Linked DNA regions of Homo sapiens: region 2 is linked to region 1. The links are chromatin loops, found by intact Hi-C in ENCODE. Cell type or tissue: mammary epithelial cell. All regions are shown on one strand. Each heading gives the region's core, and the rest is flanking DNA. Links, peaks and the distances in the headings are about the cores only. Region 1 overlaps CTPS2 (CTP synthase 2). Region 2 overlaps CTPS2 (CTP synthase 2).

Region 1 (16,648 bases), core at 4,986-9,985:
CTCAGGGAGGCCAGAGAAAGACGCACCCATTGCAGTGACACTGAAAAGTTCAGGTGGCCGCTTGTCGGTCGTGAAGGGATCTTTTCCAGGAGTCTCATCAACTCTCAAGTTTCCCCTTTTGAGGAGGAAAAAGCTCCCCATGTCCCATGGTCCTGTGCATGCCTAGTTCTGTCACCCATAGCTATCAGCAAAGAGTGCAAGGCAGAATAATCCAAAGAGAATAGCAATTAACATCCCATAGTGCCAAACCTATTCTTAGCAGAGAGGGACTTTACTGAGAGAGGCCTCTAACCCCCTAAACCTTAGGAAGGACTCTAACCTTCCTAAGTTGTGCCTCCAACCCAAGGTCATTCAAGCATCCTTGCCTTTTATTGAGAGGAGCCTTTAACTCTCTCTGTTTTAGGAGAGACTCTAAGTTGGGCCTCTAACCCAATCCCATCCTTTACCTGGGTATATGCACCCCATTTACCCAAAGTCAGCCAATTGGTGCACACAGACGATTTTCCTTTGGGTCTGGGGTCTCTTCAGTATTGTTCTTTCCGTGTTTCACTAGAAAGATGTTACTGGAGGCTGGGCATGGTGGCTCACGCCTGTAATCCCAGCACTTTGGGAGGCTGAGGCGGTCTTATTGCCTGAGCTCAGGAGTTCGAGGCCAGCCTGGGTAACATGGTGAAACCCCATCTCTACTAAAATACAAAACATTAGCTGGGCGTGGTGGCGTGTGCTTGTAATCCCAGCTACTCGGGAGGCTGAGGCAGGAGAATTGCTGGAACCCGGGAGGTGGAGGTTGGAGAGGGCCGAGATCGCGCCACTGCACTCCAGGCAGGGTGACAAGAGCAAGACTCTGTCTCAAAAAAAAAAAAAAAAAAAAAAAAAAGAAAAATGTTACTGGACCCCACCACGTACTCAGTATTGTCCCTTCTGTGGTCGCTAGAAAGATGTTACCAGAAACGGGTCCCAATCCAGACCCCAAGAGAGGGTTCTTGGATCTTGCTCAAGAAAGAATTCAGGGTGAGTCCATAGAGTAAAGTGAAAGCAAGTTTATTAGGAAAGTAAGGACATAAAGAATAGCTGCTCCATTGACAGAGCAGCCCTTTCTCTCTTGATGATATTTTCCACATGTCTTAGATTTTAGGTTTTATTTTGTAAGTAATTGACAGAACTCTTGGGGGCAGCATTGCATCATGAGGTTAGCATGATCCTCCTGGGTTTTCTGTTGAACTGTGTTGCTGTTGTGTTTGCCTAGGTCTGTGAAGTCTTCTAGCCAAGAAATTTTCATTTGCCACTACTTAATTAGCATTTGAAATCTTAGGCTGATTTTTCCAATTTAACTCTTTCTGATGATGTCAGAGATCTTAACATTTTTATAATAGTGTTTTGAAAGAACCTTAACCTATTTTCATTCAGTTTCTTTTCCCAGTGGCATTCTTAATTGAATTGGGTTTCTCAGTTAGTATGCTCTGATGCCACAAAGACTTATCGTAAAATATATATTGAGGTCAGTTGTGAGAAATTGTCACAATTTCTTCATAACATTGGGAAGATTTCAGAAAAAAAGTTCAGGGTGTGAAGTCATATAATTGGTTCTGAAAATAGAGCTTGAGCATAGTCACTAGTGATTGGACCAAGCATTGCACGAATGGCTGAATACACTAGTTTAAAAAAAAAATGGATAGTCAAGTTTACCCTCATTTTGTATTGATTTCAGTGGTATTCTTGTGCCTGGAGGCTTTGGAATCAGAGGAACATTGGGAAAACTCCAGGCGATTTCTTGGGCAAGGACAAAGAAGATTCCTTTTCTGGGTAAAACTCATGTTTATTGACCCTAACTATGAGTTTATTAGATTTTTGACACCTAGGAGGGGTAACACTAAAGGTTTGTTATCGTAAAGGTGTGAACTCGGATTTGAAAGTTCAGGTGCCAAATAGTCTGCTATAGGGTCAACAAACTATATTCTAAATTTGGCCCACAGCCTGTTTTTATGAATAAAGCTTTATTGGAACACAGCCACACCAATTTGTTTACATATTGTCTATGGCTGCTTTTGTGGTCCAACGTCAGAGTTTCAGACCCTACGGCCTAGAAGCTTTACTATCTGAAAGAGGCTAGAATCTTTACTATGTGACCCTTTACAGAAAACGTTTCTCATCCTAGGAGAACTTGCTGCTATTCCAGCTGGGTAGCAGAGGCTGGGAGAAGGCTCCATCTGCAACTGTGCTTACCTTCTCCAATTCCCACCTCAGTCTCCAGAGTAGCTGGGACTACAGGTACACACCACTGTGCCTGGCTAATTTTTGTGTGTGTGTGTGTTTTTTTTTTTTTAAGAGATGGAGTCTTGCTATGTTGCCCAGCCTGGCCTCAAACTCCTGGGCTCAAGCAATCTGCCCACTTCAGACTCCCAAAGTGTGGGGATTACAGGCTTGAGCCCCCGTGCCCGGCCGAGTTGAGCCTTTTTAATGCTTTTTTTTCAAATTGCGAAGTACGGCTTCTGTACCAGGGAAACCAGAGGAAATGGGACCTTGATGCGGGAGAGGCAGCCCTGTAGCTGGGGACTCAGGCAGGAGGGGGAGTGCAGAGAGGCTGTGTTTCCCACTGTGCAGTGGATGGCTGGGTGGGTTTATGAGCCCATTGGACAGGCTTTTAGTGCCAGCAGACCATTTATTTCCCCCCATTACCTGCTCTTTGATTAGCTTCTTAGACTCTCTCCTCTTAGGATCCATTTTCAAAATAGAAGACTGGAGTAGTTACCTGGATACCTTGTTTTCTTTTACTGGTCTAAGCTCGTTGGGGGCCATTGTTTTTTTTTTTGAAGTTTCTGTCTAAATGTGGGTAATGTTCCTCAGATTATTTTAATAGTATGGAATGGTTTGCAGGTCTTTAGCTTTCCCTCTAGCATAGCATCTCTTTATGTCCCAGCCATATGGAACTTTCTGAAATCCCCCTCACCGCCACCCCCACCCCCCAGCACTCAGCTGTTTCCTGCTTATTGACTTCTGTTCTGGCATCCCTGATATATTGATTGCTCCCTTCTTTGTTTCCCCTGTGTACATCTTAAGTATCTATCGGAGGAGCATCTGGGATGCTCTTTGGCATTTGTTTAGTGGAGAGAATTGGTGAACTGCAGTGAAGGCGGAGCTGGGTCTGGGAGCATCCCTGTGGCAACAGGCTTGGGCGACACAGGTCTGCCTTCCTTCATCACCGAGCACTCTGTTCAGGCCCATCGTGTCTCCTTCCCTGCTGCCCACCATGCTCAAGCCCACTGTGGAGTCTCCAACCCCCACCCCCCACTGCTGCTTTTCCTTACAGTGAAGGCTATGGGGCTGCCTGTGGGTTAGCAGCCTGACGTCCTGTAGGCACTCAACCTCTGGCCAAGCCTGTGTTTATGGCTGTGAAGTCACCATGAGAAGGAGTGGGAAATCTTAGCCCAGGAAACTCCCTCTGAGTTGGGGTGTTAGATGTTCTCTGAAGGAATCAGGCACTGCAGCCCACTAAGATGCCTCAACTCAGGGACAAATCTAGAAGGTGGCAGATTTGTCTCATGGACTCTGCCTCTTTCTTTCCTTCTTTCCTTCCTTCCTTCCTTCCTTCCTTCCTTCCTTCCTTCCTTCCTTTCCTTCCTTCCTTCCTTCTTTCTTTCTTTCTCTCTTTCTCCCTTCCCTCCCTTCCCTCCCCTTCCTTTTCCTTCTCCTTCCTTCCTTCTTTCTTCCTTCTTCCTTCCTTCCTTCCTTCCATCCTTCCTTCTTCCCTTCTTCCTTCCTTCCCTCCTTCCTCTCTCTCTTTTTATTTTCTTTTTTTTTGAGACAGAGTCTCGCTCTGTCGCCCAGGCTGGAGTGCAGTGGCGCGATCTCTGCTCACTGTAAGCTCTGCCTCCCAGGTTCACGCCACTCCCCTGCCTCAGCCTCCCGAGTAGCTGGGACTACAGGCACCCACCACCATGCCTGGCTAATTTTTTTTTGTATTTTTTTTTTTTTAGTAGAGATGGGGTTTCACCATGTTAGCCAGGATGGTCTCGATCTCCTGACCTCGTGATCCGCCCAACTCAGCCTCCCAAAGCGCTGGGATTACAAGTGTGAGCCACCGCACCCAGCTCCTCCTTCCTCTCTTTCTCTCTTTCTTCTCTTTCTTTCCTTCCTTCTTTCTCACCCAGCCTGGAGCACAGTGGTGTGATCTCAGCTCACTGCAACCTCTGCCTCCCGGGCTCAAGTAATTCTCCTGCCTCAGCCTCCCAAGTAGCTGGGACTATAGGTGCATGCCACCACACCTGGCTAATTTTTGTATTTTTAGTAGAGGCTGGTTTCACCATGTTGGCCAGGCTGGTCTCGAACTCCTGACCTCAAGTAATCTGCTCACTTTGGCTTTCCAAAGTGCTGAGATTGCAGGCTTGAGCCATTGCGCCCAGTTGACCCTGCACTTTTCTGACCTCATGTTCCTTCTTTGTCAACTTTGGGACTTAGGCGGCTTCATGATAGTCTAAGCCCCTGCCCTGCTCTCTGTCAGGGATTCTTCTGAGAGGACAGCAGGGAGCAAAACAGGCAGAGTCTTGCTCTCTGGGAGTCTGCATTCTAGATAGGGGAGACAGGCAGCCAACAAATGAACAGAAAATGTGAACAAATACAAAGTGAGTTCATTTGCTTTGCATATGTGCTTTTTAAAATAGGAGTTTGTCTTGGGATGCAACTAGCAGTGATAGAGTTTGCAAGAAACTGCCTTAACTTGAAAGGTAAGTTCGAGGTTTGCTAATGACCATTTATTTAAAAAATTTTCTCTCTTCAAATATTTTTCAGCACTATTGGTGAATTACTGAACTCTTTTCTTAATCTTCAGATGCTGATTCCACAGAGTTTAGGCCAAATGCCCCAGTTCCTCTGGTAAGTGGCTTGTTTATCTTTCTGGGTCCAGTCATTGTCACTTGGGTCCTGGCTCTTGCCTAAATTCATAAGGGGCTATTGGCTGGGCGCCATGGCTCACCCCTGTAATCCCAGCACTTTGGGAGGTCAAGGCGGGCGGATCACTTGAGGTTAGGAGTTCAAGAGTAGCCTGGTCAACATGGTGAAACCCCTGTCTCTACTAAAAATACAAAAATTAGCTGGCTGTGGTGGCAGATGCGTGTAATATCAGCTACTCGGGAGGCTGAGGCAGGAGAATTGCTGGAACCCGGGAGGTGGAGGTTGCAGTGAGCCAAGATCATGCCACCGCACTCCAGCCTCAGTGACAGAGTGAGACTCCTTCTCAAAAAAAAAAAAAGGCGGGGGGGGGTCTATTATTATTTTTTCTTTACAGCACCAGAACATTTTAAATTACATTATTCTTATATTAAATTCCTTTGTTCTTGATAGTCCATCTTCTCAGCTATGCCTTAAAGACAGTCACAATCCTGGACTGATTTCTCTTTGTCGCAGCTTTCAAGCTTAATGTTTAGGAAAGGATTAAATCGGCTGTGACAACAATTTATAACATCTACTATAAATAAATGAGCTGTCCTGTCTCCAGACTCATCACCAGTCTGCCTATTTTCCACACTGGTGGTCATCTGTCTTTCTAAAACAAAAGCGACAGTGATTCTGCTGCCAGTCCTCATCTTCCATCAGTTTCTTTTCCCTTAAAATATTCAGTCCAGGATTCTGGGCTGGGTCCCAAAGCCACTGTGCTCTGTCACCTGCTGCTTTGCTGATTCATCCCATGGCATCCTGATTCCTCCCAGGCTTTGAGTTTTTTTCTTTTTTGTGTTTTTTTGAGGCAAGTTCTCACTCTGTCACACAGGCTGGAATGCAGTGGCATGATCACGGCTCACGGAAGCCTAGACCTCCCGGGGTCAAACAATCTTCCCACCTCATTTTTTGATTTTTTTTGTAGAGACAAGGTCTCACTATGTTGCCCAGGCTACATGCTTTGAGTTTTACGTTTGGACAATCTAAACTAGTTTTTCAGATACAGCCTGAGGTTCCCTATACCTGAGATGTCCACCTGCCTAAAATCCCTCTCCCCCTGGAATCTCAATAAAAGCATTGAAAAATTTAATTAACAACAACTCAGTTACCAACAACTTCCTATTCATCTGAGGAAACCTTTCCTGACCTCTTTTCTTTACCTGCCTCTGCCTTCTGCCTCATGCTACTGTGCTCACCACTAACAGAGCGAGTTCTGCAAGATGATGGTTGGCCTTCAGTCAGCCTGTTTGCCAGCCACCCATGCACACCCAGTCGTGTCCCTGCTGCTGGGCACCTACTTCTAATGGAGCTCGCGCCTCACAATCGCGATTGGTTTTTTAAACAGCTTTATTGAGATACAATTCATATACCACAAAATTTAGCCATTTAAACTGTATAATCCGGCCAGATGCGGTGGCTCACGCCTGTAATCCCAACACTTTGGGAGGCCTAGGCAGGTCAATCACTTGAGGTCAGGAGTTCGAGACTAGACTGGCCAACAAGTTGAAACCCCATCTCTACTAAAAATACAAAAAATTAGCTGGGCGTGCTGGTGCATGCTTGTAATCCCAGCTGCTAGGGAGGCTGACACAGGAAAATTGCTTGAACCCAGGAGGCGTTGGTTGCAGTGAGCTGAGATCGTGCCATTGCACTCCAGCCTGGGCAACAGAGTGAGACTTTGTCTCAAAAAACAAACAAACAAAAAACTGTATAATCCAATGGTTTTTAGCATATTCACGGATCTGTGCCACTCTCATTACAAGCAATTTTGGGCCATTTTCATTACTCCAAAAAGAAACCCCACACGCCTTAGCTGACACCCCCAAGCCTCCTATCTCCACCAGCCCCAGGCAACCATTAGTCTACCTTCTGTCTTCATAGATTTGCCTGTTTGAATCATTTAATATAAATGGAATCATCCAATATGTAGCCTTTTGTGACTGGTTGCTTTTACTTAGGATAATGTTTTCAAAGTCTGTCTATGTTGTAACACGTATCAGTACTTTGTTTCTTTTTATTGCTGATTAATATTTCATTATATGGACATGAAACATTTTATTTATCCATTGATGAACATCTGCATTGTTTCTACTTTTTGGCATTGTGACTAACGCTGCTGTGAACATTCATGTGCAAGTTTTTGTGTGGACATATGTTTTCATTTCACCAGGAGTGGAATTTCTGAGTCATATGGTAATTCTGTGTTTAACCCTTTGAGGAGCTGTAGGACTGTTTTCCAAAGTGGCTGCAACATTTTAATTTCCTGCCAGCAATGTATGAGGGTCCTAATTTGTCCATATCCTTGTGAACATTTGTTATTTCTGTCTTTTTGATGATAGCCATCCTAGTGGATGTGAAGTGGTGTCTCATCGTGGCTTTGATTTGCAGTTGCCTGATGGCTAAGGATGTTGAGCATCTTTTCATGTGTTTATTGGCCACTTGTATGTCTTCTCTGGAGAAAGGTCCATTCACATCCTTTGTCTATTTTAAAATTAGGGTATTTGTATTTTTATTATTGAGTTGTAACAGTTCTTTATATATTCTAGATATAAGTTCCTTATATATAATCTGTGCTATCGGCATTTGGGAACACATCATTCTTTGTTGTATGTGGGAGCTCCTGCCCACTAGGTGCCAGTATCACTCCCTAACCCCTGCCCAACTGTGACACTAAAAGTACCTCCAGATATTGTCAAATATCTCTTGGGGGCAGGGGCAGAATCGCCCTGGTTGAGAACCACTGATTTAGAGAAATCTAGTTCTATTTCTGTCCCCTGTAGCCTGTTTAATCCCTTCCCTTATGGCAAGCATTCATTCTTTTTTTTCTTGGTTCATCTTCCCATTTTTTACATATAAGTAAAGCTGTATGTCTTTGTCATCCACTTCCCTTCTTAGGGAAATGGTAGCATACTCTACACAGTTTTTTCCTGCCTTGCATTTTTCGCTTAACACTGTATGCTGGAGATCACCCCACGGAAGCACATAGAAGCATTCTTCACTCTTTTTTTTTATAGCTTGTAACTCAAACCATAATGAACCATAACTTACCAGCCAGATGGTACTTTTAAGTCTTATGCTCAGAAGGCCTAATACCAATGAAGGGTTCCTTATGAGCCTTTAATATAAACATATTTCCTGACTAATAGCTGAAATGGCTGTGCCAGGAAAACTATGGGTTTTCTTTTCTAAGATATACTTTGGGATAGGAAGTGATTTTACCAGTAGGTGCCACTGTTAGATAGTGTTGGCAAGGTTAATTCTTTGATGATTATTCTTTACTGGGGGTGTGTGTACGTGCGTTAAAAAATTTTTACACATGGCCGGGCGCAGTGGCTCATGCCTATAATCCCAGCACTTTGGGAGGCCAAGGCGGGCAGATCACAAGGTCAGGAGATCAAGACCATCCTGGCTAACATGGTGAAACTTTGTCTCTACTAAAAACATAAAGAAATTAGCTGGGCGTGGTGGCACGCGCCTGTAGTCCCAGCTACTCGGGAGGCTGAGGCAGGAGAATGGCGTGAACCCAGGAGGCAGAGCTTCCAGTGAGCCGAGATTGCACCACTGTACTCCAGCCTGGGTGACAAAGCAAGACTCTGCCTCAAAAAAAATGAAAAAAAATTTTTTTTTACACAGAGTAAAAAAGTTAAGCCCTGCAGAAAAAGGTACAGAACTGTCTCTCCTTTGCCCCCACCTCACTTCGGTTCCCTTCCCCAGTGGCAACTACTTTGATCCATTTCTTTCTTTCTTTTTTTCCTTTTTAAAGAGATGGGCTGTCTCACTATGTTGCCCAGGCTGGATATTCACAGGTGTGATCATAGCGCACTACAGCCTCGAACTCCTGAGCTCAAGTGATTTTCCCACCTCAACTTCCCAAGTAGCTGAAACTACAGGAGCTCAGCTGATGCATTTCTTTAGTTATTTCAGAGATTTGTGTGTGTGTTTTTGTGTGTGTATACCCACTTAGCCACACACATATGAATATGTATTGCGTTTAAAAAAAAGATCTTGGCTAGGTGCAGTGTCTCATGCCTGTAATCCCTGCACTTTTGGAGGCTGAGGCGGGAGGACTGCTTGAGTCTTGGAGTTTGAGAGCAGCCTGGGCAACATAGTTACACCTTGCCTCTACAATAAATAAATAAAATTACCTGGGCATGGTGGCATGCACCTATAGTCCTAGCTACTCGGGAGGCTGAGGGGGAGGATCACTTGAGCCCCAGGGGTTGAGCTGCAGTGAGCTGTGATCACGCCGCTGCATTCCAGCCTGGGTGACAGAGCGAGACCCTGTCTCAAAACAAAACCAAACAAAACAACTTTGTAGCATGCTCCAGACACTGTTCCCACCTTGCTTTATATACTGATCATTCCACATCAATGTGCAGGGATGTCTTCGGTGTGCTTGCTCTGCTGTATGCTATATGGCTGCATCCTTATTTATTTAACCAGTCTCATATTTAGTTTGTGTCCATTATTTTGCTGCTTTAATTTATGCTGCAAATTAGTATCCATGTACATATATCCTTGCACCCACGCGCGAACACATCTGCAGGGATAGATTCCTAGAAGGGGAGTTGCTAAGTCAGAGGATGTGTGCATTTTACATTTTGATGGCTCCTATACACATAAGTGAGATGAGAACAATAAAAGCTAATTGCTATTGAACGTCTTTATGGCCTGCAATGTTTGTTGGAGAAAAATAGCCTTAAGAGCTAGCACTTGTATCGATGTGAGAAGTCTTATTAAAAAAAAAAAAAAAAAGACTAAGGAGATAGAATCATAAGGCAGCAAGCACCATGAAGCCTGCAGAGTTACTTAAGCTTGAGCAAATAACAGTTACTTTGTGGGGACTGGTCATTCTGGCTGTTCTAGCTAGGAAAGTAAACAGTTTGGAAACCAGGAGCCTTCTATAGGGAATATTTACTCCTAAGATCTCTTCATAGGTCATCATGACCCTCCTTTGGCATGCATGATTAGTGCTATGGCTGTTGATGAAATCAATAGAGACACTGGCATCCAGAACAGTTCCAAGAGAAAGTGTCTGTTATACACATAAAAAGAGAAACAGATTTTTCCCTAAGGGTTAAGGTAGACTCTTTCTGCGTCTCAGAGTGCCCAGGAGAGAATGAGTAAAATTTATTTTATTGTGTCATTTCTCTGCTTAATCCACAAGGTGAAATTGAAGGCTCTGGGACTTTGCAGAATACTTAGGGTTCTATAGCAACTCTGGTTTTTTGCCCTGCTTCAAAGTAGTCTCAGCTGCCTTCTAGATGGTACATAACCAAGAGCGTAGCTGTTGCTGACTTACATTCTAACCCTATATCAATCACATGGCTGCTGCTGACATCCTTGACCTTGAATTTGGCTTCAGATCTCTCCAGTACATCTGTAGTGTAGTTCACAGCACTTTGGACTTTATATTTTGAATATTTTCAGCTTTTGAGGCATATATATATATATATATATGAATGAACAATCTCAATCTAATGTGTAGGCATGTGAATGTGCTTAACTCTAAGCATTTCTTTTCTGTTTGTTGAAAAAGGTAACTAAAAATTCTAAATTTACATAAGATATTACACCCTGAAGACAGAATTCATGTTCCACCTTCAAAAGACATCAGCACACACATGCACACTTGGATGGTGGTATGGGAAAGGAACAGGGAGAAATTCAAAGCATTTTAACGAGATGCAAATGGATATTTGAGATTTTGGTATTTGATATTATTTCAGTTTTCATTATTTATCATAGGTATGACGTCATTTATCCCTTTTTGATCCAGGAATTTTCAGGGTTAAGTGAATTTTACATCTACCATAGTAGATTTGTGAAACAGTCACATAATTAAAAGCTGATTTGGGTGAAAGTTGATTTTTGTTATACATGAAGTATAATTGATTAATGCATAACATTTTCCTGCCTTTAGTTGAAGCCCTGTTTAAAATATTTTCCTCATCTGTATTATTTTTCAACAACTTCATATGGAGTGCAAATTAAGAGGTGTTGAAAACAAACCAGATGGCCCACTTAGAATTATCTTTTAGGCAATTTTGATTACTTTGAGGATTTTCTTGCATTTAGAGTGTTGAAGTAAGCATCTCCTGACTATTACAAAGATCATATAGAAATCACTTGGAGGTTAGTTAGGGCTAAAAATCCTTTTTCCCATAAAAGTAGTCATTAGGAATACAGCTATAGGCCGGGTGTGGTGGCTCACACCTGTAATCCCAGCACTTTGGGAGGCTGAGGCCGGTGGATCGCCTGAGGTCAGGAGTTTGAGACCAGCCTGGCCAACGTAGTGAAACCCCGTCTCTACTAAAAATACAAAAAATTAGCTGAGCGTGGTAGTGGGTGCCTGTAATCCCAGCTACTGGGAGGCTGAGGCAGGAGAATCACTTGAACCTGGGAGGTGGAGGTTGCAGTGAGCCAAGATCGCGCCATTGCACTCCAGCCTGGGCAACAAGAGCGAAACTCTGTCTCAAAAAAAAAAAAAAATGCAGCTATAATATGGGTTAAATAGCTTTTTACAGACCACTCTGGGAGCCTAATACTCCTTTGATACTGTCTCTGTGGGGATAGTAGGTTTAGAGTTGACATCAGACTGTTGGCTGAGGTAACTTTTTTCTACTCAGAGAAAGAAAAGTTCTTGCCTGGGCACGGTGGCTCACACCTGTAATCTAAGCACTTTGGGCAGCCAAGGTGAGAGGATTGCTTAAGCCCAGGAGTTCAAGACCAGCCTAGTCAACATGGTGATACCTCGTGTCTACAAAAAAATAAAAAAGTAATCCTGGCACTTTGGGAGGCTGAGGCAGGTGGATCACGAGGTCAGGAGATTGAGACCATCCTGGCCAACTTGGTGAAATCCTGTCTCTACTAAAAACAAAAAAATTAGCTGCGCATGGTGGCACGTGCCTGTAGTCCCAGCTACTCAGGAGGCTGAGGCAGGGGAATCGCTTGAACCTGGGAGGTGGAGGTTGCAGTGAGCTGAGATTGCGTCACTGCACTCCAGCCTGGTGACAGAGCAAGACTGTCTCAAAAAATAATAAATAAATAATAAAAAATAAATTAAAAAGTTAGCTGGGTGTGGTGGTGTGTACCTGTAGTCCCAGCTCCTCAGGATGCTGAGATGGGAGGATCACCTGAGCCTGAGGAGGTCGAGGCTACAGTGAGCCATGATCATGCCACTCCACTCCAGCCTGGGTGACAGAGTGAGACCCTGTCTAAAAAAAGAAAGAAAGAAAGAAAGAAAAATTCTCCTGAAAGGGAACCCTTGCACACTCTTGGTGGGAATCTAAATTGGCATTACTATTACGGAAAATAGTGTGGAGGTGCCTCAAAAAATTAAAAATAGAACTACCATATGATCCACTTATCCCACTACTGGGTATATATCCAAAAGATATGAAATTATTGTGTTCAAGAGGTATCTGCACTCATGTTTGTTGCAGCATTATTCATAGTAGCCAAGATACAGAATCAACCTAAGTGTTCACTGATAGATGAATAGATAAAGAAAATGGAAAATGTGGGGTGTGTGGGAGAAATGGGGAGATGTTGGTCAAAGGGCACAAACTTGCAGTTATAAGATGAGTAAGTTCTGGAGATCTAATGTACAGCATGGGGACCATAGTTAATAATACTGTAATCCCAGCACTTCGGGAGGCTGAAATTTGCTTAGAGAGTGGATCTTCATTGCTCTCATCACACACACACAACAGTAACTACGTGAAGTGATGAATATGTTAGCTTGCTCGTGGTAATCATTCCACAGTGTATACAGAGATGAAAACATCTTGTTGTACACCTTGAATATATACAATTTTTTTTTTTTGTCATTCTGTGACTCCTACACCTTCTTACTCCCTTTGTGACCTTGGGTGGACTCAGCATGGTGACCAAAGACTTTCATGATCTGAAGTGGGTGTGCCCTCTTCATTCCTCATACTTGACATTCCACCCCAAACATGGTGTACACATTCTTTAAACAGCCTTGCATTTGGGCATGATGTGTTTGCTTGGGCTGTTTTCTCTCTTTCTGAATGCCCACTGCTGCCCCTTTCCTGCATGCTCCCCTCAAGGTTCTTTCTACAGAGCCCAGTTGAAATGCTACTTTTTTGATGAATCCTTCCCCTGACCTGGTCCCAAACTTACTGACTTAGAATCTCAGAGGTCTGGAAATTTGTGTCTCTCATGGCATCTTGTATAGTGCCTTGCCCATAATAAGTACTTTATATATGTTGGAGTTGAAATAGATAATGTATATTAACTCTGCGAGGGGCTAATTGATACCTAGAATGAACATAGGCTAAAATGAGAAGCTAGCATGAGCTAGATATCAGAACTGAACAAAACACACACCACAAATAATAAAAACTCAAACCATAGACTAACGTTGGTTGGGAATGAAGATATGAAAAATCTCAAATAAAATATTCGAACATCCAATTTAACAGCATTAAAGAATGATCATGACTGAGTAGTGTGTTTATCCTGGGAATTAAATTAACACATTATATTGATTGAACAAAAGAGAGAGACTGTGTAGCGCCATACATGCTCAACATCGAAACCTGGTGCTCACAGTCTCATAATGAACTAGGAAGACACCAGTACTTCTTAAACAAGAAGAATATCTTCCACAAAGCAGTAGCCAACAGTAAAGTTCATGGTGAAATAGTAAGGGATTCTTATTACAACTAGCAACAAATAAAAAATGTGCACCATCGTGAACAAAACAGTTGTTAAAATGAGACCAGCAAATGCTCTCTGGGAAGTGAAGCTGGCGTTCTCCTTCCTGCCTGTAGAGTTATGAATCCATACAACCTTTTGGGAAATCAGTTAGGTGGTCTGTTTGACAAACCATACAAATATCCATACCCTCTGACTCAGACATTTACTTCTCAGAAATTCTCCTAAGGAAATCAGAAATGTTGACAGAAATATGAATAGGTACTCATTACATTTAGAAGAATTAGAAATGACAACAATCTACTCATCATAACATTTGGAAGAATCGGAAATGACAGCAATCTAAATGCCCCACAATGGGGAAATAGTTAAGATTATTATGGGGTATCTGTACAGTGGAATGTAATGAGTCATGAGAAATGTTTAAGAGTTTTAATACCATGAGAATGCTCTTGTGTTGAATTAGAATGATACAAATTGTATTTAAACAGTCCCTCAACTGTTTATAAAAATCTCCTCTGTTTCTTGGTGGGTTAGAAATCACCTTTTTTTTTTTTTGAGATAGAGTCTTGCTCTGTCACCTAGGTTGGACTGGAGTGCAATAGCACAATCTTGGCTCACTGCAACCTCCGCCTCCCGGGCTCAGATAATCCTCCTGCCTCAGCCTCCCGAGTAACTGGGATTGTAGGTGTGCGCCACTATGCCTGGCTAATTTTTGTATTTTTTGTAGAGACAGGGTTTCACCATGCTGCCCAGGCTAGTCTTGAACTATTAGACTCAAGCGATCCACCTGCCTCAGCCTCCCAAAGTGGTGGGATTACAGGCGTGAGCCACTGCGCCCGGCCACCTTTCTATTTTTCTGGTTAACTTTCTAAATGTTTGAAATGGCTTCCAATGAATTTCATTTTATTATTGGGGGAAACTTCCACACTTATTTTCTTTCTTCCCAAATCTCCACAAGTATACTCTCCTCCCAAAATTTAGATAGTTGTATTTTTCTGATTATTCCAAATAAGAGTGCTGAGAGGCTAATCACAAAGAGCAGCAGCCAGAGATTTACAAAGTGTTCTCTTACTATTGAACATTTTCACTTATTCTTTTTGATAGGACACACATCCATATGGCTCAGAAATCAAAATGTCCAAGAATTTGTCAAGTGAATAGTGGCTCTCTTATTCCTGCCCCCCCATCTGCCCAGTCCTCTTGAAGCACGTAACCAATGATAATAGTTTCTACTGTGCACTTGCAGAGATTTTCCAGGAAATTTCAAGCACCTTGCCTTCCAAGTCACTATATACCAGCTACTCATCTCGTGCCCAGTTCACTTTGGTCACCCTGTCCCCACCATCCCTGTGCTTACATCAACCGGTACTTCTCTCTCTCTGAGCTCAAACACCCCAGAGAGAAGCCTGGCCCTGCCCAGCCTTTTATGGGTAGATGAGGTGGGAGCATGGGTACGTGTTCCTTTGCCCACCTCGGAGAGTCATCCAGCTTCTGGAAAAATGATAGCAGCCAACTTGACAGAAGAACCCAGCATACACATTCAAGTTCATTAGATTAAAAAAAAAAAAAAAAAAAAGGCCGGGCATGGTGGCTCATGCCTGTAATCCCAGCACTTTGGGAGACGAAGGTGGGTGGATTGCTTGAGCCCACGAGTTTGAGACCAGCCTGGGCAACACAGGAAGACCCCTGTTTCTACAAAAAGTAAAGAAAAAAAATTAGCCAGTCATGGTGGCACATGCCTGTAGTCCCAGCTTCTTGGGAGACTGAGGTGGGAGGATCACTTGAGCCCAGGAGGTCAAGACTGCAGTGAGCCCTGAAAGTGCCAATGCACTCCAGCCTGGGCTACCGAGCAATACCCTATCTCAAAAACAAAACAACAACAAACAAAAAAACACAAAAAAACCCTGAAACTAAAAATAAGTCAAAGGCAGTACTTTGCAGGCAGTTATTTTCAGCTTGAAGGTAGAGCCGTATAGCAGAATCTTGGAGAGGGCTTATGTTGTTTGAAACGCCTTCAGTATCATCATTTTCTACACTTTGAAAGTGGAAATGGGCCGGGCATGGTGGCTCACGCCTGTAATCCCAGCACTTTGGGAGGCCGAGACGAGCGGATCACAAGGTCAGGAGATCGAGACCATCCTGGCTAACACGGTGAAACCCTGTCTCTACTAAAAACACAAAAAGAAAAATTAGCCGGGCGTGGTGGCGGGCACCTGTAGTCCCAGCTACTCGGGAGGCTGAGGCAGGAGAATGCCGTGAACCCGGAAGGCAGAGCTTGCAGTGAGCCGAGATGGCGCCACTGCACTCCAGCCTGGGCGACAGAGCGAGACTTCGTCTCAAAAAAAAAAAAAAAGGAAAGTGGAAATGATCCCATATCTTTCTGATGTTAACTACAGAAAGTATAGTGTGGCAGTCTGGGCTCTAGAGCGCGAGGTAAAAATAATAAATGGCTTGAAGAACATTGTTCAAAGGCATATCATGTACAATTGGGTTTTTGATGGGGAGGGCAGCAGTGGGGTTAAAAAAAATCTCATGTCTAAAGCACAGATATGTGCACAGCACATAAACAGATGCACAAGACATCTCTGGAGTTAAAATTTCCTGGGGGGTGGCGATTAGAAACAAGTGTTTAACAAAGCTCCTTAGGAGGTTGATAATGGCTTAGGAAAGGTTGAGAGAGGCCGGGTGCGACCTGTAATCCTAGCACTTTGGGAAGCTGAGGCGGGTGGATCACCTGAGATTGGGAGTTTAAGACCAGCCTGGCCAACATGGTGAAACCCCGTCTCTACTAAAAATACAAAAATTAGCTGGATGTGGGGGTGCACACCTGTAATCCCAGCTACTTAGGAGGCTGAGGCAGGAGAGTTGCTTGAGCCCGGGAAGCGGAGGTTGCAGTGAGCCAAGATCGTGCCACTGCACTCCAGCCTGGGCGACAGAGCAAGACTCTGTCTCAAAGAAAAAAAAGAAAAAAAAAGAAAAAGAAAAAAAGAAAGGTTGAGAGAGACTGTTCAAAGGCAATGGGACCCAATAC
Region 2 (16,648 bases), core at 6,175-11,174, 75 kb after region 1:
TTGTAGTAATCTCTGATGGTAGTTTGTATTTCTGTGGGATCGGTGGTGATATCCCCTTTATCATTTTTTATTGCGTCCATTTGATTCTTCTCTCTTTTTTTCTTTATTAATCTTGCTAGTGGTCTATCAATTTTGTTGATCCTTTCAAAAAACCAGCTCCTGGATTCATTAATTTTTTGAAGGATTTTTTGTGTCTCTATTTCCTTCAGTTCTGCTCTGATTTTAGTTATTTCTTGTCTTCTGCTAGCTTTTGAATGTGTTTGCTCTTGCTTTTCTAGTTCTTTTAATTGTGATGTTAGGGTGTCAGTTTTGGATTTTCCTGCTTTCTCAGCCCAAAATCTCCTTAAGCTGATAAGCAACTTCAGCAAAGTCTCAGGATACAAAATCAATGTACAAAAATCACAAGCATTCTTATACACCAATAACAGACAAACAGAGAGCCAAATCATGAGTGAACTCCCATTCACAATTGCTTCAAAGAGAATAAAATACCTAGGAATCCACCTTACAAGGGACGTGAAGGACCTCTTCAAGGAGAACTACAAACCACTGCTCAATGAAATAAAAGAGGATACAAACAAATGGAAGAACATTCCATGCTCATGGGTAGGAAGAATCAATATCGTGAAAATGGCCATACTGCCCAAGGTAATTTATAGATTCAATGCCATCCCAATCAAGCTACCAATGACTTTCTTCACAGAATTGGAAAAAACTACTTTAAAGTTCATATGGAACCAAAAAAGAGCCCTCATTGCCAAGTCAATCCTAAGCCAAAAGAACAAAGCTGGAGGCATCACACTACCTGACTTCAAACTATACTGCAAGGCTACAGTAACCAAAACAACATGGTACTGGTACCAAAACAGAGATATAGATCAATGGAACAGAACAGAGCCCTCAGAAATAACACCGCATATCTGCAACTATCTGATCTTTGACAAACCTGAGAAAAACAAGGAATGGGGAAAGGATTCCCTATTTAATAAATGGTGCTGGGAAAACTGGCTAGCCATATGTAAAAGGCTGAAACTGGATCCCTTCCTTACACCTTATACCAAAATCAATTCAAGATGGATTAAAGACTTAAACGTTAGACCTAAAACCATAAAAACCCTAGAAGAAAACCTAGGCATTACCATTCAGGACATAGGCATGGGCAAGGACTTCATGTGTAAAACACCGAAAGCAATGGCAACAAAAGCCAAAATTGACAAATGGGATCTAATTAAACTAAAGAGCTTCTGCACAGCAAAAGAAACTACCATTAGAGTGAACAGGCAACCCACAAAATGGGAGAAAATTTTCGCAACCTACTCATCTGACAAAGGGCTAATATCCAGAATCTACAATGAACTCAAACAAATTTACAAGAAAAAACAAACAACCCCATCAAAAAGTGGGCGAAGGACATGAACAGACACTTCTCAAAAGAAGACATTTATGCAGCCAAAAAACACATGAAAAAATGCTCACCATCACTGGCCATCAGAGAAATGCAAATCAAAACCACAATGAGATATCATCTCACACCAGTTAGAATGGCAATCATTAAAAAGTCAGGAAACAACAGGTGCTGGAGAGGATGTGGAGAAATAGGAACACTTTTACACCGTTGGTGGGACTGTCAACTAGTTCAACCATTGTGGAAGTCAGTGTGGCGATTCCTCAGGGATCTAGAACTAGAAATACCATTTGACCCAGCCATCCCATTACTGGGTATATACCCAAAGGACTATAAATCATGCTGCTATAAAGACACATGCACACGTATGTTTATTGCGGCACTATTCACAGTAGCAAAGACTTGGAACCAACCCAAGATGTCCAACAATGATAGACTGGATTAAGAAAATGTGGCACATATACACCATGGAATACTATGCAGCCATAAAAAATGATGAGTTCATGTCCTTTGTAGGGACATGGATGAAATTGGAAATCATCATTCTCAGTAAACTATCACAAGAACAAAAAACCAAACACCACATATTCTCACTCATAGGTGGGAAATTGAACAATGAGAACACATGGACACAGGAAGGGGAACATCACACTCTGGGGACTGTTGTGGGTTAGGGGGAGGGGGGAGGGATAGCATTGGGAGATATACCTAATGCTAGACGACGAGTTAGTGGGTGCAGCGCACCAGCATGGCACATGTATACATATGTAACTAACCTGCACATTGTGCACATGTACCCTAAAACTTAAAAGTATAATAATAAAAAAAAAAACAAAAAAAAACTTTTGGCGAGGCATGGTGGCTCACACCTGTAATCCCAGTACTTTGAGAGGCTGAGGCGGGAGTATTGCTTCAGTCCAGGAGTTCTAGGCCAGCCTGGGCAACATAGTGAGACCCCATTCCTACAAAAAATAAAAATAAAAGGTTAGATGGGCACGGTGGCATGTGCCTGTAGTCCCAGCTACTCGGGAGGCTGAGGTGGGAGGATCTCTTGAGCCCAGAGGTGGAGGCTGCAGTAAGCTGTGATCGTGCCACTGCACTCCAGCCTGGGTGACAGAGCAAGACCCTGTCTCAAAAAAAATTTTTTTTAAGGAAATGACAAGGACCATTGCATGGTGACTGTAGTTTGCTTTTTAAAAATCATTATTCATTTGTTTTTAGATCAGTACTATCCAATATAACTTTCTACGCTGGTAGAAATGTTCTATAATCTGCACTACCATATATGGTAGGCACTAGGCGCACATGGCTACTGAGCACTTGAAGTGTGACAGGTGCAAATGAGGAATGGAATTTTAAATTTTATTTCATTTTAACTGATTTAAATTTAGATAGCCACTGTGGCTTGTGGCTACCATATTGGACAGTGCAGTTTAAAAATTTTCCCCTCTTCTTGGGAGGCCGAAGCGGGCAGATCACTTGAGGTCAGGAGTTTGAGACCAGCCTGGCCAACATGGAGACCCTGTCTCTACTAAAAATATAAAAAATTAGCTGGGCGTGGTGATGGGTGTCTGTAATCCTAGTTACTCAGGAGGCTGAGACAGGAGAATTGCTTTAACCTGGGAGGTGGAGGTTGCAGTGAGCCCAAATCACTGCACTCCAGCCTGGGTGACAGAGCGAGACACACTATCTTAAATAAATAAATTAATTAAAAATTTCCTCTCTTCAAATGTAACAAGACACATAGGGACATGTCTGTATTTTATACCACTTCATAAAATTTAACATGCAAGACTCTAATATATGATAATTCTTCCCTGTGAGAAACGTGTGTGTGTGTGTGTGTGTGTGTGTGTGTAAAAGATTGCTGAAAAAGATAGGTTAGTCCTAAGATAGAGCTGGATATCTTGAATTAAATGAAAATATACCCAGACACATCTAGCTTATGACTTAAGTTTGTTCTGTGTGAAACAGAAATGAACCCGGCATAGAGTAGCGCTCACGGCGCATATGCAGCACAGAGTGCACTCACATTTTATTGCATGTGCAAGAGCCACTGTTGGTCTGCATTCAGATGACCCACATTTTATTTCTAGCAGTTGTTTTTTATTGGCAGATGAACGTCCTAAAATCAGCAAGTTCAGCAGTAACGTATATTTTGATAATTGTGTTCTTGAGTGTCATGGTTTGTTTTATTGTCCTACCGCCAGTCTCTGAACATATGAAAGACAATTAGTGAACCCAGTCATTAAGCTTGGAGATGAATAAATTCAAGCTGAACTTCATTTTGTTAAACTCAGCCTGTGCCATTTGGATGTGTTGGCAGAGCTTGGGGCAGACAGCCATCAGATAGGAAATGAGAGCTGTTAGATTAGAAACAGGCCCGCCCAAGTCCACTTGCTAATGTGGGTAGGAAATTATACTTGGCATAGGAAACAATCCTGAAAATCATACACTTAGCAGTTTTTATTGGTTCTTTATGTTTCCATGACTGTTTGAGGAGATACCAAGTTATGAATATATAACCCCTATCAATAGCAACATCTTATGTTTTTATATAGTTTTCAGAGCAAGTTTATACAGTTTCTTTTGACTCTCAAAACATTTTGGTGAGTTTGGAGGTATTATTGCCATTTTTTCTAGACTCAGAAGTCAATGACTTGTCCAAAGGTACGTGGCTCATAAATAGTATAACCAGGAGTGTGGGGGGAAGATATGAGCCCACTGTATTCTTCCCCAGGCTTAGAGATGGGGAAGGAAGTGGGTGTAAAATCTGGCACGCAAGGAAATGAAGTTCCCTCAGTCCTTTGGCCCTTGTCACTTGCGTTAGGGGACATGCCCTAGTGGGTCCTGCTGCCCTACCTGTGGCACAGCTTAAACCCTACCCTGTGCCCCGAGCTAGTATAATGGGGATTCTGGCTTCACCTTGAAGGATCTATGTGCCAAGTAAGTCACTTGAACGTCCTTGACCTTCATGTCATCTCAGATAGGAAGTTGAGTGCAACTTCCAAATCCCCTTTCTTGGCTAATTCTATGACACAAAATGTTGCATAGAACGAGGAAGGAGTCTCCATTTGAGCAGGGAGAGTGCATGAATAGGATGTATCAGCTTTTTTGGCTGTTGTTTTTTTTTTCCTCCAAATATTCTTCAGTTATTCCTATGTACCAGTAGAAGGGATTTCTCTGAACTAAAGTCTAAGTAGGAGGTATCTTTCTACTTGATTGGTTTTAAGGATATGTTGTTTTATATGTTTATCTAACATATGTTGTCTTTTCTGCCAGTTCTGAATCTTCTATCTCCTCTCCTTATTCTAGTGCTCCCCCCACCCCCGCCACCACCTACGCTGTTTTTGTTCAAAAGCCAGAGAAGGAAGTGAGCATGCAAATCAGGAAACAGATTGTCTTTTTGCCTATGCAGATTTGTCTGTGATTTTGTTTATTTATTAATATTCACTTAGCATGTTTAGAGTAAAATCTTCCTTTTCTAGTCTATCAGCATAGGGTTTCTCCAATTGTTCCCTTTCCTCAAAAAAAAAAAAAAAAGTAAAATTTCACCTGTTAGGGAATTCAGACTTTTTTTTTTTTTTTTTTTGAGACAGAGTCTTGCTCTGTCGCCCAGGCTGGAGTGCAGTGGCGCGATCTTGGCTCGTTGCAAGCTCCGCCTCCCGGGTTCACGCCATTCTCCTGCCTCAGCCTCCCGAGTAGCTGGGACTACAGGCGCCCGCCACCACACCCGGCTAATTTTTTGTATTTTTAGTAGAGTTGGGGTTTCACCGTGTTAGCCAGGATGATCTCGATCTCCTGACCTCGTGATCCGCCCACCTTGGCCTCCCAACGTGCTGGGATTACAGGCGTGAGCCACCGCACCTGGCTGGGAATTCAGACTTTTATTGCTATAAATCAGCAAAAGTTTGGCCAAGACTGGGGATGGGTCAGGCATGAAACATTTCCTTGTAATATCATCTCCATAGATCAGTAGAACTCTAGTGGAGTAGATCAGTGTGCTGATTTATTTGGAACTGAGTAAAAGGAACCACAAACAGACCCCACAGCTCAGAGTGAAAGTTGAGTTGCAGAGCTATCTCATGGGGAAGGGGTATTTCTAAGGCAACCCAACCTGGCGATATTTGTCAATAATTGGTCCTATTTTGAATACTTTCTGTGACTCAAGGTAATCAGGGCATTCCATATATTTCTAATTTTGAAATTTGCATAATTGTGAAAATTATTTCTCCAACTCTTGGACCTATGAGAATGTTGGAAGGGAAAACTTTCACGCTGCTGACCTAAAATCATAATGAAAACATGATCTGAAGGAGATAACATTTCAAGGCAAGTGTAGAGAGTGCGTTAACATTTTTTATGTCACTGCAGGGTGTTTTCTGGGTCTTGAGCCAATATGCACGTCTTAGTCCTCATGACCACCAAGTTCAAGCTCCTGTGCAATTTGCTGATCGTAGATGACTAGTTCCTCCGTAATGAGGAGGTGCTGTGATTCTCAAGCACGGAGGCCAGCACAGATCTGGATCTAGGGAGGTGCTGTGGTCCTTAAAACACAGAGCCAAAAGCCAAACTGCAGCTGAAAAGAATTACAGCATTTCGCTAATGTAATCAGGGATACACAGCTGTGTTCACTGTTCTCTAGTCCTTTCATGTTGCTAGAGGGGAGAAAAGATAGTTTTTCCTCTACCCATCATAGGTTCATGGCCAAGGCCCTGATAACAAAAAAACAGATTAACAAGCAAAAAGCATACAGTTGGGCACAGCAGCAGGTGCCTATAATCCCTGTTATAGCAGGTGCCTATAATTCCAGTTACTTGGAAGGCTGAGGTGGGAGGATCCCTTGAGGCCAGTAGTTGGAGACTAGCCTGGGCAACAGTGAGGCACCACCTCCCCACACTCACACACACACACACTCCAGCCCCATTTCTTAAAAAAAAAAAAGAGACAGAGAAAAGCATACAAATTTATTTAATGTAAGTATTATGGGAACCTTCATAAGGAAATGAAGATTCAAAGAAACAGGTAAACTCTGGTCTTTCTAAAACAGACCTGATGAAGAGTAGAGAGTCATGGAGAGTTATAATAGAGCAAAAAGAGTGTGATCTCATGGTAATATAGTAGGGGAACTTAGCAAGGCCTGTTTATTCAGATTCTTCCCTGGGATCCTGTGTCTTCAGAGATAAGGATACTCGTTTCCTCTGGGTATGGGGGTTGGGGGTACCTCTCACCTGAGGGCCTTTTGACCTGCTTGGAGAAGGTCAGAAAATCCTTCCGGGGTGTTATGACCTGCTTCAGTGGGGGAAGGTCAGAGGAAGGTCAGAGAGAACTTCTTGCACATGCTGTCTCAAATTCCTTCCGCTTCATGCAATGTATATGTGGGGGCTGTTATGGTTAGAGTCATAATAGTCTAGGTCAGGGGTTGACAGACTTTTTCTGTAAGGTTAGAGAGTAAATATGTTAGGCTTATGAGCCATACGCAATATGCCAAGATGCCATATTTTGGGGTAGTGTGTCCTGAACTCCCTCATTGCCAAAGGAAACAGTTGTCATCAGAAGAATGAAGAATGAAAAAAACAAACTGAAGATCCAGGTAATATCGTATGCTATGTTATTACATTGAAGAACAAATTGACATCAGTAGGAGTAGGACTAAGTGATGCTCAACCTCAGATGGACTGAGGTTTAGTCCCTAGTATGACAAGAGTAGATTCACAGAAAATAAATGGGTCCATCAACTCAGGCTTTCATTTTAAATCAGTTTGTTAATATAACACCTCTAGTAGAAAGCAAGCAATAGTTAAGGTGGCAGGAAGGCAATCTACTTTCAAGGCTTTTATTAAAGTTTAGAAATGATCAGTGGTCTTCAGAAGATTATAAATTTCAGTCTAAACTGAAATGCGTTTTTAATTTTCTGAATAAGTAACTTCCAGTTTACGATGAAAATAAGTGATCAGTTTCTCTGACCAAAGAAAGAGGCCATTGCATGTGATTGGACTGACCTCTTCCTGTGGTGACTAGAAAGTGCTAAAAGAATATTCTTTAGTATTTTCTCTCATACTAAGGGGTTAATATGGAATGTGTTTGAAATTGCAAATTGAATAATTGTCCAGGTTTTTTTTTTATACCTTGCTAAATTAGTTCCTCTTTTAATCTAGTGATAGATACAGTGATGCCAGTGATGACAGCTTTTCAGAGCCAAGGATAGCTGAGTTGGAAATAAGCTGAAATGAATACATGACTGGGAATAATGGGGACTGCCTGTGAGGGTAAGATGGAATCTTCGAGGATTGTTCATTTCTCTCATGGACAAGCTGTCATCTTGGTATAGAGGCGGGTATTATAGGACTCGCCTCACAGGATCTTGCCCCTTTGAGATACTCCCATTTGACTGGCACAGTTAGCAGGACACGCATGACAGCCCATGACAGAGTTAGTGTTTGGGGAAAATGGAATGCACCTTGGGCCAGGAAAAAAAAAATATAAGTACACCTATAAATGTATATGTGGGGGCTGTTGTGGTTAGAGTCATCATAGTCTAGGCCAGGGGTTGACAGACTTTCTGTAAGGTCAGAGAGTAAATATCTTAGGCTTATGAGCCATGCAGTTCCTGCGGCAACTACTCAATTCTGCTGTTGTAGCAGGAAAGCAACCATAGACAATATGTAAGTGAACAAGCATGGCTGTGTTCCAATAAAATTTTATTTACAAAAACAGTTTGCTGATCCCTGGTCTAGGCCACTCATAGAAGAGCAGATTTCCTTGGATTTGTATAAAATAAAATTAAAATAAAATAAAACATAAAATAAAATAAAATAAAATAGTATTTGATTTCTTTGTAGGGAGATGCAAGAGACAGGCTTAGTGTCCAAGGGCAGCTTATTTTTCCATTGCTCTATTATGCACTATTAGAGAGAATACCAGCCTGGATAGCTTCAGTAAATTTATGCTCAGTGGCAGATAGTGCCTGGATTGCCCTAGGCATTATGGCAGGCCTTGACTTGTATAAGCTGTTCTTTAGCAGAGACAGCAGCTTTTGGAAGACTTGTAAAGTGTTCATTGCTTTCCTGTGAGGTCTCTTCATGTTTATCAGGGAAGATGCAAAGCTGTGTCTATTTAGTTTTGCCTCAAACATGGAGACCCTTTGGAGCAAGCCAAAATGGTGCAAAGGTTAGCTGGAGATATTGAAAGACTTGTATTATTCAGTTCCTGGTGTTGCTAATATTTATATTCTTTTCTTTTAAGCCTCTGAAATAATTGAAGGCAAGATGAAGGAACTATCTGAAGAAATCACTACACTCTTAGAGAATCCCTCTGTTCTCCAGCAAACATGGGATGTAAAGCCTCACAGGGAATCTGATAATACATACTTCTGTCAACCAGAACCAGAGGGGTAGTTTTCTTTTCCCTCCAGAGGCAGCCTTTGGTACTTAAAATATCTGTAGCTGATTAAATTTTTCCCAACAACCTCACTGGGGAGAAAGTGTGTTCATGTTTTGTCCAGCGGATCAGGATGTTAGGATGACGAGCAAGAGTCCAGGTCACTGTGCCTTTGCTGTGTTGTATGGAAAGGATGGCAGGGAACATGCTGTAAGTAATTTTGAGTAAGAAAATGAGTCACTGTGTTACCTGGAACTCAGCCACAGATTTGTGTGTGGTCCAAGATCATTGCAGTTTCTCACCCTGTTTATTTCCTGGTAAAAGTAAAATTGAATAGGTCCAAGACTTGGGGGTGGCAAGTAAGGCTTTGCCTCAGGCACAAAATTTAAGGGGGCTCCAAAAAACTCAGGAATCAAGATCAGCAATACAGTCTGAGTATCCCTTATGTGAAATGCTTGGGGCTAGAAGTGTTTTGAATTTCAGATTTTGGAATATTTGCATATACATGCGATATCTTGGGGATGAGACTCAAGACTAAACATGAAATTCATTTATGCTTCATATACACCTTATATACATAGCCTAAAGGTAATTTGATACAATATTTTAAATAATTTTGTGCATGAAACAAAGTTTCGACTGCATTTTGACTGTGATTTCTGGCATGAGATCAGTTATGGAATTTTCCACTTCTAGCGTCATGTTGGCATTCAGAAATTTTGAAATTTTGGAGCATTTTGGATTTTCAGATTAGGGATGCTCAACCTGTATATATATTTTTTAATCGACGTGAAATTCACGTAACATAGAATTAACCATTTTGAAGTGAACAATTTGGTTGCATTCACTGATGTTGAGCAACCACCACCTTTAACTATTTCCAAAACATTTTCATCACTCCAAAATAAATGCCTGTACACACTAGCAGTCACTCCCTATCTTCCCCTCCACCTGTCCGCTGGCAACCACTGATCTCCTTTTTATTTCTGTGGCTTTTTCTATTCTGGATATTTCATATAAGTGGAATTACACAATATATGTGGTCTTTTGTGTCTGGCTTCTTCTGAGACAGTAGGAAGGGGGGCTTGGCTTTGGCTCACCCCCACTAGAGCATTTTTTCATGCATTCCCACTGATCACAAAACCCATACTACTACCTCATTGACACCATACCTGCTAACCTCGAGGCTTTAGTCATACAAAGAAAATGGCCTTTCTGTATTGTTCTTCTGTGCTCTCATAATGCTTAACCATGTCTTTTACTTAAACAATTCCAGGAACTGGCCTTAGGAGATCCAAATAGGGAACCAAGATTGCAGAGTGTCCCATCTTGGGAGGGAATGCTGAATAATTAATTGATTTACAGCCTTGTTGCCGCTGGCCAGACCACCAGGTGGCCCATTACTCGAGATGATCATCACAACCAGATGATGCTAACCTATATCCTCTACCCTTCGCGTGCTTTGTCTGGGAAGTCTTTTGGCCCCATGTCAGTTTCTATTGCATTGAGAGCCCAAGAGCCCCTGGTCAGTCAGGCTTCCATTTAGCATGGCGTTTGCAAGGTTTACCCATGTTGTAGCATGTGTCAGAATTTCATTCCTTTCTATGGCTGAATAAAATTCCATTGTATGAATATACCACAATTTGTTTCACCTTTTGGTTATTGTGACTAATACTATGAACAATCACATGCAAATGTTTGTTGGAATGCCTGTTTTTAATTCTTTTGGGGTGTATGCCTAGGAGTGGAATTGCTGTGTCATATGTAATTCTCTTTAACTTCTGAAGAAGGATCAGTAATATTTTAATGTAGTATTATTTTAAAAAATCAAAATTAGGCCAGGTGCGGTGGCTCACACCTGTAATCCCAGCACTTTGGGAGGCCAAGGCGGGCGGATCATGAAGTCAGGAATTCGAGACCAGCCTGGCCAACATGGTGAAACCCCGTCTCTACCTAAAATACAAAAATTAGCTGGGCATGGTGGCCCGTGCCTGTAATCCCAGCTACTTGGGAGGATGAAGCAGGAGAATTGCTTGAGCCCGGGAGGCGGAGGTTGCAGTGAGCTGAGATTGCACCATTGCACTCCAGCCTGAGCGACAAGAGCAAGACTCCGTCTCAAAAAAAAAAAAAAAAAAAATCAAAATGAAATAATTCACATTTGAACACAAAATCAAATTTTCAAATAAAGACAGGATCCAGCTCTGCACCTCCTTCACCTCCCCCAGTCCTTGCCCCATTCTCTGACGTTCTTATCTAGTATGTTTTCTACTTTTTCCTGTTGAATGTGCTTGAGATGACTTAGTTGTTGCCTACATTTAAGCTTTCTAATACTAATTTAAATATTTTAATTGTTCAGTTAATTTTTTTGTGGTGGTTTTGCTCCCCCCCCAACTTTTTTTTAATGCCATAAGGTATTATGGCCTTATTTTGTAAGATGCCACAGAAAATTCATCTACCAAGCACATACAAAAATGAAATGAGTAATTCTGGTAAACAAAAAAATTAAAGAGCTTTAGGGCCCTGCTTGCGAAAATTACAGCTTGAAGATCACAAGAGGCTCCAAATGAAAAGCCCGCACCCACGGTAGGTTAAAAGCTGGAATAGGCCTCATAGAGAGGGGGTTGGAAGCTCAGAGGCAACACTTTTAACATCACAAAGGGGTAGTCTGGCTTAAATGGAAGTTTTCAATTTTAATGATTGTGATTTCTAAAGTCATTTGTAACAGAGTGCTTTCCTGTGGGCTAATGATGCATGTAAACAGGACCAGAAAGACAAGCACTTAAGAAACAATAAACCATCCTGTCCCCTTGAACTTGGAATGTAGGGAAGCACAGAAGGACAGTAGCATGGCTGCTTAGCATACAGGTACTGGAACAAGAGTGAGACATGAGCACATAGAAAGTCACTATAAATCATTACTCAACAAATGTTTCTTGAGCCAGGCATGGTGATAGGGGTCCCAGTCCAGACCCCAAAAGAGGGTTCTTGGATCTTGCGCAAGAAAGAATTTGGGGGCAAATTCATAGAATAAAGTTTATTAGAGAAGTAAAAGAGACAAAAGAATGGCTACTCCATAGACACAGCAGCGGCACGCGCTGCTGACTGGGTATACTTATGGTTATTTCTTGATCATATGCTAAATAAAGGGTAGATCATTCATGAGTTTTCTGGGAAAGGGGTGGGGAATTCCTGGAACTGAGGGTTCCTCCCCTTTTTAGACTATATAGGGTAACTTCTGAACACTGCCATGGCATTTGTAAGCTGTCATGGTGCTAGTGGAAATTTCTTTAAGCATGCTAATGCATTATAATTTGAGTATAATGAGCAGTGAGGATGACTAGAGGTCACTTTTCTCACCATCTTGGTTTTGGCTGGCTTCTATACCACATCTTGTTTTATGGTCAGAGTTTTTATGACCTGTATCTTGTGATACCAGTCCTGCCAACCTCCTATCTCATCCTGTGACTAAGAATGCCTAACCTCCTGGGAATGCAGCCCAGTAGGTCTCAGATTCATTTTACCCAGCCCCTATTCAAGATGGAGTCACTCTGGTTCAAATGCCTCTCACAATGTCAGGTGCCGGGGGTGCAGTGGGGAGTAACCTCAGATAGAATAGAAAAGGAACTCAGTTCCTTTTTCACGTTTTTTTTTTTCTTCTTGTCTCACTGATCACAAGACCCACACCCCTGCCTTGCTGACAATTGGTTTTAGATAAGGCTTCAGGCTTACAAAGAAAATAGCCATTCTTCTGTGCTCTCATAATGTTTAATCATGCCTTTTACTTAAAAGAATTCCAGGAACTGGCCTTAGGAAATCTAAACATCAAACCGAGGTTTCAGAATGTCCCATCATGGGAAGGGAAGGAACCCTGAACAATTGATTTGCAGCCTTGTTACAGCTGGCCAGACCCCCAGGTGGCCCATTACTCAAGATAACCATCACAACTAGATACGCTAACCAGCATCCCCTACCCGTCACGTGCTTTGCCCAGGCCAGCCTGCATACCCTACCCATGATACCAATTCCTGTGTTTGCCTAATAAAAAAAATCCCTACCACCTTTTCAGGGAGTCAGCTTGAGGGTCCTTGTACCTCTGGTGTCTCCCCTGCACTCGAGCACAAGCCCCAAGATAAAAGCCTTTTCTGGAAATCTGCTTGTCCCCATGTTAACTTTTATTACATGATGAGCCCAAGAGCCTGTCATCTGTAACAAACCTGCCTTCAGACCTGACCATCTCTTGGGGGAAGGCAGGCTTTAAACAAATCTATAGGGAAATAAGTATTTAATTATATTAATAATTGTGATATGTTTAGAGGCTATGACACTATCAAAGAACAAGGACAAGGGGGCTTGAGAGTTTAAAATGGGGTCCTATCAGAAACTAGAGAGCCAAGGACAGCCTCCTGAACAAAGCAGGTAAATACTTTACCTGGTTTTGTGTGTGGTCACACAGTGCAAAGACAACGGGCCGAGAGCTCTGAGACCCAGTGGGGATGTGCTTTTCCTGACTGACAGGACAGTTGGGTGAGTGGTGGCACTGTTTCAATGGTATCTTCATCTGCTTGTTGTCAGCCTATAAATGTCAATGAAGTGAAAGTGTAGGCTAAGTGACAATTAAGAATGGAGTTAGGGCTGGGCATGGTAGCTCATGACTATAATCCCAACATTTTGGGAGGCTGAGGCAGGAGGATCGCTTCAGCCCAGGAATTCAAGACTGGCTTGGGCAATATAGTGAGACCCTGTCTCCATGAAAAATAAAAAAAAATTAGCTGGGCATGGTGGTACATGCCTATACTTCCAGCTACTTGAGAGGCTAAGGTGGGAGGATCACTTGAGCCTGGGAGGTCAAGGCTGAGGTGAGCTGTGATGGCACCACTGCACTCCAGCCTGGGAGACAGTGAGACCGTCTCACAAAAAAAAAAAAAAAAGCTAGATGGCTTATGGAGAAAACAAGCAAACAAGAATGGGTCTCTTCCAATCTAATTGTCACTTTTGTTGCTGTATTTCTTTCTTGAACTTTCTATTTTGTTAAAATAAGTACTATTTACATACACATCTGTACTCTGTTAAAGTCAGTGCCAGACATTGGCCGTCACCACCATTTCTCCTACAGCTAAGGTTCTGCAACCCAAAGGTGCCATAGAAAATCAGGTAAGATACTTAGAAATGTGTAGGGGAGGGCCAGGTGTGGTGGCTCACGCCTGTAATCTCAGCACTTTGCGAGGCCGAGGCGGGCGGATCATGAGGTCAGGAGTTCAAGACCAGCCTGGCCAACATGATGAAACCCGATCTCTACTAAAAATACAAAAAAATTAGCCAGGTGTGGTGGCACGCGCCTGTAGTCCCAGCTAGTCAGGAGGCTGAGGCAGGATAATTGCTTAAACTGGGAGGCAGAGGTTGCAGTGAGCCAAGACCACGCCATTGCACTTGAGCCTGGTCAACAGACTGAGACTCCGTCTCAAAAAAAAAAAAAAAAATGTGTAGGGGAGGAAAAATATTTTTTTTAATCTACCCATTCCAAGTTCATGGCTGAGGCCCTATAACAGAAGACAGATTAATGAGAGAAAAGTGTACAAATTTTTTAAAGTTTTATGTGACACATGAACCTTCATAAGAAAATGAAGACCCGAAGAAACAGTTAAAGCTGAGAAGCTGAGGGTTTTTTATTGTAGGTTTGGTGAAGAGTGGAGATTGTGAATCCCGAAAATCTGAGACACGTCTCAGTTAATTTAGAAAGCTTATTTTGCCAAGGTTGAGGACGTGCACCCATAATATGGCCTCAGGAGATCCTGATGACAAGTGCCTAAGGTGGTCAGAGCACAGCTTGGTTTTATACATTTTAGAGAGACATTAGACATCAATCAGTATGTGTTAAGATGTACATTGGTTCAGTCCGGAAAGGTGGGACAACTCGAGGCAAAGGCGTGTGAACCCAGATAATTTGAGGTAGGTCCCAGTTAATTTAGAAAGTTTATTTTGCCAGGGTAGAGGATGTGCCCATGACACAGCCTCAGGAAGTCCTGACGACATGTGCCCAAGGTGGTAGGGGCACAGTTTAGTTTTATACATTTTAGGGAGACATGAGACATGAGACATCAATATATGTAAGAAGTACATTGGTTTGGTCTGGAAAGGCGGGACAGCTTGAAGCAAAGGCAGGAAGACTCAAAGCAGGGACTGGGCTTCCAGGTCACAGATAGGTGAGAGATGGAAAGTTGCATTCTTTTGAGTTTCTGCTTAGCCTTTCCAAAGGAGGCAATCAGATAGCATCTATCTCAGTGAGCAGAGGGGTGACTGTGAATAGAATGAGAGGATGGTTGGCCCTAAGCAGTTCTCAGCTTGACTTTTCCCTTTAGCTTAGTGATTTGGGGGCCCCAAGATTTATTTTCCTTTCACAGGTGGGACAACTCAAAGTGCGGAGGGGGTTTCCAGGTCATAGGTAGATAAGAGACAAATGGTTGCATTCTTTTGAGTTTCTGATTAGCCTCTCCAAATGAGGCAGTCAGATATACACTTATCTCAGTGAGCAGAGAGGTGACTTTGAATAGAATGGGAGGCAGGTTGGCCCTAAGCAGTTCCCAGCTTGACTTTTCCCTTTAGCTTAGTGATGTTGGGGCCCCAAGATTTATTTTCCATTCATATTTTCCCCCTTTTCTTTTTAAAAATCTTTTGGAGAAAGCATTTTAGGAGAAAATGAGTCTCTGGTCTCAGGTTTCATCTGATCTGTCATGGCTAGGATGGTTTATTCCTAGACGGGTAGGTCCCCAGTTATTAGGAAAGTTCATTTTTAGCAGGTTGTGAAGTCTCATGTCCTATGAAGAGAAAATGGGGGAGGAAGGGATAAAAACAACAACAAACAAAAGAACAATCCTGGAAAATCGATATAGGCCACATTACTCTGAAGTTTATATATCAGTAGGCAGGGATGAAAGTGCCTTATGTATGTAAGCAGGTTGCTGTTATTTTCTTCTAAAGTTTAAGTTGTCTGGCTTCAGTTTGCAGGGTTTACAAAAGCACAGCTTAGTTTTCAGTGACTCCAAATTAGGAAAAATGGGGGAAAAAAAGAAGGAAAAAACTTGAAAACATTATTTTGAAGACTTGTAGCCAAGAAAAATTAGAATTCAGTCCAAACTGTAAAAAATAATAACAATTGAAAAACATTAGGCAAGGCTAGAGTCTAACAACAGGTGTACTATAGTTTCTGAAACGTAATTTTTCTCTCTGCAGTTTCCCATTTCTACTAAAGAGAAATCATGGTAGGACCGATTTGCTTTGTTATACTTGGCATGATTATTTCTATAAAGTGCAGCAAGAATAATTATTTTTTTACATAGGCTTTTAAATTGGCTTTGATGGAAATTTGTTCCATAGAAGGAATCTCGGATAAGACTTTTTAAAAGCCAAGCTCAGCCATGGATTTGTACCATCAAATACCTATGAGTTGGGTGAATTCCTCTCCTCTTGAGGTTCCAATATAAACTTGGGGTTCCTGGGCCTGTCAGAAAGTGACATGCTTCACTTACCACAGGTCAGGAACCCTGTACAGGAACTGTGTAGACTAGGTATGAGGCCAGTATTTCCAAGGGGCTTTTATTGGCTCCATAAGTCAAGTTTGGTTTTTTAAAGGAAAGCACACCATTCCAGTCAAAGCCTTGGCAAAATAACCAGTTTCTCCAATTGTGTCTGAAAACAGATTCTTATTGCACTTATGCAAATAACTGTGTTGCCATAAGTTAAGAATATTCACAAATAGTTTCCAAATTCTGGAGAAATCAGGTAGAGAGAAACAAATATATTTTAAATTTTGTTCATAGGAGTATACTAAATTGTTAAAAGCTGTCAATAGTGCAAAAGAAGTTTCCT

Evidence for each region. Hi-C counts contacts between places; a loop is a spot of excess contacts. Peaks named below come from ENCODE experiments on the same cell type or tissue, not always from the same donor. Only the 100,000 strongest peaks of a DNase experiment are listed, where the experiment ranks them.
Region 2: a loop joins it to region 1, with 5 times the contacts of the local background. A loop is called at or near these places in 5 of 110 quality-filtered maps.

The regions. Positions count from the first base shown.
Region 1 is chrX:16,655,735-16,672,382 of GRCh38, reverse strand. It overlaps CTPS2 (CTP synthase 2), which reads left to right. Exons shown (of 19, transcript NM_175859.3): 11 at 1,709-1,803; 12 at 4,659-4,721; 13 at 4,826-4,869. Among named protein-coding and RNA genes, the nearest start is that of S100G, 14 kb to the right of the region's middle. In mammary epithelial cell, for the core only: CTCF peaks have their summits at 7,556 (motif pointing right) and 8,149 (motif pointing right); no DNase peak of the experiment used is centred there.
Region 2 is chrX:16,581,778-16,598,425 of GRCh38, reverse strand. CTPS2 (CTP synthase 2) reads left to right here. Exons shown (of 19, transcript NM_175859.3): 18 at 7,564-7,674; 19 at 8,651-10,427. The coding sequence ends at 7,633. Among named protein-coding and RNA genes, the nearest start is that of MIR548AM, 37 kb to the left of the region's middle. RefSeq lists an enhancer at 11,000-11,783. In mammary epithelial cell, for the core only: no CTCF peak of the experiment used is centred there; DNase peaks (open chromatin) are centred at 8,395 and 9,025; H3K27ac peaks cover 921 bases.